2 separate regions of the Homo sapiens genome follow, and region 1 is linked to region 2. A link is a loop called in an ENCODE intact Hi-C map of the cell type or tissue named here. Cell type or tissue: IMR-90. All regions are shown on one strand. Each heading gives the region's core, and the rest is flanking DNA. Links, peaks and the distances in the headings are about the cores only. Region 1 has its middle 290 kb from the start of RFPL4B. Region 2 holds the start of LOC105377949 (a long non-coding RNA gene).

Evidence for each region. A loop is a pair of places that touch in the nucleus more often than their neighbours do. Peaks named below come from ENCODE experiments on the same cell type or tissue, not always from the same donor. Only the 100,000 strongest peaks of a DNase experiment are listed, where the experiment ranks them.
Region 1: a loop joins it to region 2, with 6 times the contacts of the local background. A loop is called at or near these places in 1 of 110 quality-filtered maps.

The regions. Positions count from the first base shown.
Region 1 is chr6:112,635,768-112,638,685 of GRCh38, reverse strand. No RefSeq gene overlaps it. Among named protein-coding and RNA genes, the nearest start is that of RFPL4B, 290 kb to the right of the region's middle. In IMR-90, for the core only: no CTCF peak of the experiment used is centred there; a DNase peak (open chromatin) is centred at 1,615.
Region 2 is chr6:112,688,971-112,691,888 of GRCh38, reverse strand. LOC105377949 (a long non-coding RNA gene) reads right to left here and starts at 1,989. Exons shown (of 6, transcript XR_001744304.2): 1 at 1,890-1,989. In IMR-90, for the core only: no CTCF peak of the experiment used is centred there; DNase peaks (open chromatin) are centred at 408 and 1,298.

The sequences.
Region 1 (2,918 bases), core at 169-2,668, 53 kb after region 2:
AGTTGTCTTGATAAAGTATCATGTAACCTAAGACCTGAGGATGCTCATGAATTAACTAGACAAGGAAAGATGGAAGGAGATCAAAAGCATATGTAGGAGACAGAGAAGAATATATTGAGCTTTGCAGTGAGAGAAGCACAGCACATGACAGGAGTTGAAAGAAAGCATTTGAGACTGTTGCGTAGGGAATGGGTGACATTCATGTAGGGAATGGAAGAAGGTGTTGGTAAAAGGGGAACATCCCATGCAGTGCCTCTCGAGTCAGAGAGATACTTGGAATGGAACTAACAGTGTTGTTACTATCAGCGAGATGACGACATTGAAGAGAGAGTAATATGATCCGTGGTTGATTTAAAATACACCTGGCTACATTGTAAAGAGTGGATTAGATTGAGGCAGGCATGAATTGGGAGCAACAAATTAGGAATGTAGTTCAGAGTTCTATTCAAGAGACAGTAACAAATTAGGCTAGGATGGTATCAAGGGGATATGCAGAGCTGGGTAGATTCAAATACATGACAGAGAGTCTGTAAGACTCATTGACTGATTGAGTTTTGGAATAACTTAACAGAAAGAAAGTAATGATAGTTTTCAGGATTGTTTGACTCTCAAAAACTCCGTTGACAGATGATGTACTATTTTTCTCTTGCTGCATAACAAATTACCACACAATTTTGGCTTGAAACAGCACCCACTTATTTGTTTACAGTTCTGTAGCTTCCAAGTCAGGTATGGCATGGCTGCAACCTCATCTCAGAGTGTCACAAGACTGTAATCAAGATGTTGACTGGGCTGTATTCTTGTCTGAAGACTCTCAAGAAAACTTGTCTTTCAAGCTCATTCTTTTTGATGAATGTTAGATCTTTGAGGTTGTAGGACTAGGGCCCTGTTTTCCTTCCTAGTTGTCAACCAGAGGTCTGTTCTCTCTCTAAGAAGCCACCTGCATTTCCTTATCATGTGGCCTTCTCTATCTTGCAGGCAGCAATGCTATGTTGAGTCTCTCCCATTCTTTGAAATTTTGACTCCCTTCTCCACTTTTATAGGGCTCAGGTGATTACTTAGAGACAACTGTACTATATGACAACTCAATAACACAAGTGAAATCGGTGTTGTTCACAGTCCCAGGGGTTACAGAGGGCATGTACACCAGAGATTGTGGCCATTTTGGAATTCTGCTTAGAAAAGGGGGTGACACAAATGAGATGGAGAACAGTGGAGGAGGAAGAGGGTAGAGAGGAGGAGATGAGTTCGGGCTTAGATAGGATGAGTTGAGAAATCCATGAATATTCAAGTGGAGATAAAAGTGTGCTGCTGGGGATGTGACCCTGGGGTTCAGAAGAAAGGTCTAGTCCAGAGGAAGAGAAATGAGAGTAGTTGGCATATAGCTAATAGTTGAACCTAGGAGAGTGGGTTATATCACCTACAGAGAGCTGAAAAGGTCTAAGCCCTGATAAACTACAATATTGAAGGAATGAGTAAAAATGGAAAATTAGTGACCAATGAGAAAAGAATCTGCTGACAGAAGTTCCAAGGAAAGACAGAACACTTAAGGAAGTAGGATATTTTTTTCTGTGTTAAATCTTGCCGAGGAATCTATTAGGAAAAAGACTTAAATACACCACTGAGGATTTAGTGACTCAGAGTTAGTGGTTACCATGGACAAAGCAGTTTCATTAAAATGGTGGGTACAGAAGCCAGACTAGCTTTGTTTGAAGAGTGAGAGTCAGGACATGAAATCAATGAGTTGTAGACAATAATTGAAGTGATTTTGCTCTCCAGAAAAGGTACATAAGTCAGTATTTTGTTTATTTCTTTTAGGATGTGAGAAATTGAGCATATGTAAGCATAAATGAAAAGAATTCAGGAGAAAGGAGGAGAGCGGAGAAGGGGAATGTTATATTTCTTATCAACTTATTGATAACAAATTGAAACAGAAAAGTAAATGATGGGAATCCAGGTGAGGTATTGATTTTCTAGAAGCACCTCTATCACTACAACCTCGCCAAGGGAGGAAAGGATGGGTGTGAAAGAAGAAAGTTTATATTCCCATCCATTGTCTAAGTAAAATAAGAAGGAAGATAAGTTTTTGAGATCGAATGGGACAGGACTGAACCGAAGGTTTAAGGAAGAGAAAGTTTACATTTGTCTTTGTGGTTATAGGGAGAGGAATCTAACTAGAAAAATATCACAAGATTACTTGCCAGGCTTTAAACCCCAGAAAAGGACAGATTAACAGAGGAATCAGTTTATTTGTTTCTACATTATCTCTAGTAGCACACAGCTACTATCCCTAGAGTTATGTATACAAACTAAAAATAATTATATTCATTAAAAATTGATATTTTTTGCCAAGGAGTTGGGAAGACACTGGAGTAAACGAGTTTTATGTATTCACAAGAAAGTGGTTTAAAAGATGGATCACGGAAGCCATAACAAATAGAAGAGATGGTAGCGGGTAGCTAATGGATAATGCATAGGGAGAAATTGAAATTGATGTCTCAGTGAAACCAGAGATGCCTGTTATAGTGTGAATAAGTAAGCATTTTATCTAAGAGGATGAGAGGTATATTGGAGGACTAGAATGTCCATGTCAGTGATTTCAGAGAAAGATTTGCTCTCTCTTATAATTACATTCAACTTTATTTACCTTATGTTCTATGTTTATATGGTTTCAATACTCACTGCAAATTATTTAATACCATGACTTTCCTTTTTTCAGTCAGAAATTTTGTTTAATCTCTTGCTTGACTGATAGAACTCTATATATAGGTTTGTATATGTATATATATGTATGTATATGTATATATACACACACGTACATATGTGTAAGTGCTCTTTCTCTGTGTATGCATATATATGAATGTATACGTATACAGAGAGAGAGAGAGGAGAGAGAGAGAACTTACCACATTCATTCC
Region 2 (2,918 bases), core at 273-2,772:
TCCAGAAAATCAAACTTTTAATGATCAATCCATTCTTCTCCGATTATAAAAGTTCAGTCTCTCTCAGACAACCCAAGACATTTGACTTCCATGAGAAATAATGAAAATAACTTCCACTTATTTTGAATGCTCATTTTATAACAGGCAGAATGTTAGCCATTTTTAAAATATATTTTCACATTTCACTAGGAGAATTGACCTTTGGATTAAACTCATACTATGTCAACTTCATCAAAAAGTAAATGACTCATTTAAATTTCACAATACAAACTTGTAAGGCTTTGAGATATGTAATTATCTGTGTTATATAGATGAAGAAACTGAGGTTCAGAAGGATTCCAAAAGCTAACAATCATTGCCCAACTAGTAAGTGGCCCAGTCAGAATTCAGCTGATCTGATTGCAAAGCCAGCTCTCCTTCCTGTCTGTGACAAGGCAGTCTTTGCAAGAAAGATTGTGTCTTGGTACCTTGCCTGGTGATGACTCCTTCGAGGGAAATCTGTCATGTTTCTGGAATTTTTATTAGTGAATGATATTAATTCAATTATCAGGACTGTCAAAGCAAGGGAAGTTCCAGATTATACCCTTACTGTAGCAGGAGAAGCTGCATAAAATCTTTCACTGGAGGATTCCCACGTAAAACTCAATAAATAATTTTGCTGACAATGGTGTTGATTCCAACCTAAAATGCAATGTTTAAAGTTTTTCCATTGTTGAAAATAGATCTCCTTTCAGCATCTGAGTATATAAAATATACTCAGTCTTTTCTAGAGTCTATTTCTGTTTGATAGATAACTTCTCTTTGGTAAACATAATTTCTGCTTGAAATTAGATATTTTGCTTTGCCCTAGTCTTCATGAATGCTTAAAATATTCCATGAGCAACAAAACAAACAATCCTAAATAAATAATGCACTGCAATGCTTTCAAGGACACTGGATTTTAATCAGCTGTTTGTTTGTTTGTTGCTCTGCTTGCTGTTTGGAGGAGAGCCGAATACAAACAAGGGTTAATATAAAACCTTCAATTTATTGTAAAAGGAGCTTTCTTACTTGGGTCTGGATAACAACATATCTGGCCTGCAAAACAAATCACTCAACTGTCTCAGATATTTCGGAATGAATGCTTATCCACTAATTGGCTTCAGCTGTTTTTTTCTCTTCATTATCTGAACTGAGAAAACAGCTGTTTTCGGCAAACGGTTAAGCCGTAAGTCACATGGTTAGTGATTTATGCACTTAAACGTGCTAATGGATGCCTTGTAGAGCATGGTTTTGTTTATTTGATTGTTACAGGCATAGTTAATGAATCATGACTTTGTTTAAACACATAGCAAACCCAGTCTCATGAACCAGCTCTTAATTTGGCAAGTTCACTTTCTTTTTTTTTTAGCTTATTGAAATTTGTTTGGTTTTACCTCTAGAGAATAACAAGAAAACTGGGAGAAATTAAGGATTTATATTTTTATGAGAACTGCTGTGCTTACAAGTGAGTGAAGAGTCAGTTGTCATAGAACAGAATATAAGTGGGAACAAGGGGGAAAGAAACTATTGTCTTTTGAATTATTTGAAATAATCATACTTCTGGTGCTATTTTCCTTCGAGCAAGCCCATTAATCTCAAGAGAACTGGCATTCTGTTATATTTGCTTCTTAAGAAATTGACACATGTTTAAATGAAATCTTTGAAGTTATTGAAAGAGGTATTTTCTTACTAGTTTGATTGGAACAGGTCAATAACAAATGTGGATGCTTTTTTGTAATTAAAAAGTTTTGTCATTCTATTAATAATAATAATGATATATTTGTGTAGATTCCACCACCTATAATTACATTCAAAGTAGACATGAAGTTAAAACAATGAGCAAAATAGCAAAAAACCTGAGATTTTACCTTCAAAATATAGTATTTTCAATTAGGGTTGATCTTAAATTATACTGAGAGGTGACAGCATGCTGGCAGTCCTCACAGCCCTCGCTCGCTCTCGGCGCCTCCTCTGCCTGGGCTCCCACTTTGGCGGCACTTGAGGAGCCCTTCAGCCCGCCGCTGCACTGTGGGAGCCCCTTTCTGGGCTGGCTAAGGCCGGAGCCGGCTCCCTCAGCTTGTGAGGAGGTGTGGAGGGAGAGGCGCGGGCGGGAAGCGGGGCTGCGCGCGGTGCTTCCCTGCCAGCGCGAGTTCTGGGCCAGCGCGAGTTCCGGGCCAGCGCGAGTTCCGGGCCAGCGCGAGTTCCGGGCCAGCGCGAGTTCCGGGTGCGCGTGGGCTGGGCGGACCCCGCACTAGGAGCGGCCGGCGGGGCCCCACCGCCCCGGGCAGTGAGGGGCGTAGCACCTGGGCCAGCAGCTGCTGTGCTCAATTTCTCGCGGGGCCTTAGCTGCCTTCCCGCGGGGCAGGGCTCGGGACCTGCAGCCCGCCATGCCTGAGCCTCCCCGCGCTCCGTGGGCTCCTGTGCGGCCCGAGCCTCCCGGACGAGCGCTGCCCCCTGCTCCATGGCGCCCAGTCCCATGGACCACCCAAGGGCTGAGGACTGCGGGCACATGGTGCGGGATTGGCAGGCAGCTCCACTTGCAGCCCCGGTGCGGGATCCACTGGGTGAAGCCAGCTGGGCTCCTGAGTCTGGTGGGGACGTGGAGAACCTTTATGTCTAGCTCAGGGATTGTAAATACACCAATCGGCACTCTGTATCTAGCTCAAGGTTTGTAAACACACCAATCAGCACCCTGTGTCTAGCTCAGGGTTTGTGAATGCACCAGTTGACACTCTGTATCTAGCTACTCTAGTGGGGACGTGGAAAACCTTTGTGTCCACACTCTGTATCCGGTGGGGACGTGGAGAACCTTTGTGTCTAGCTCAGGGGTTGTAAAGGCACCGATCAGCGCCCTGTCAAAACACACCACTCGGCTCTACCAATCAGCAGGTTGTGGA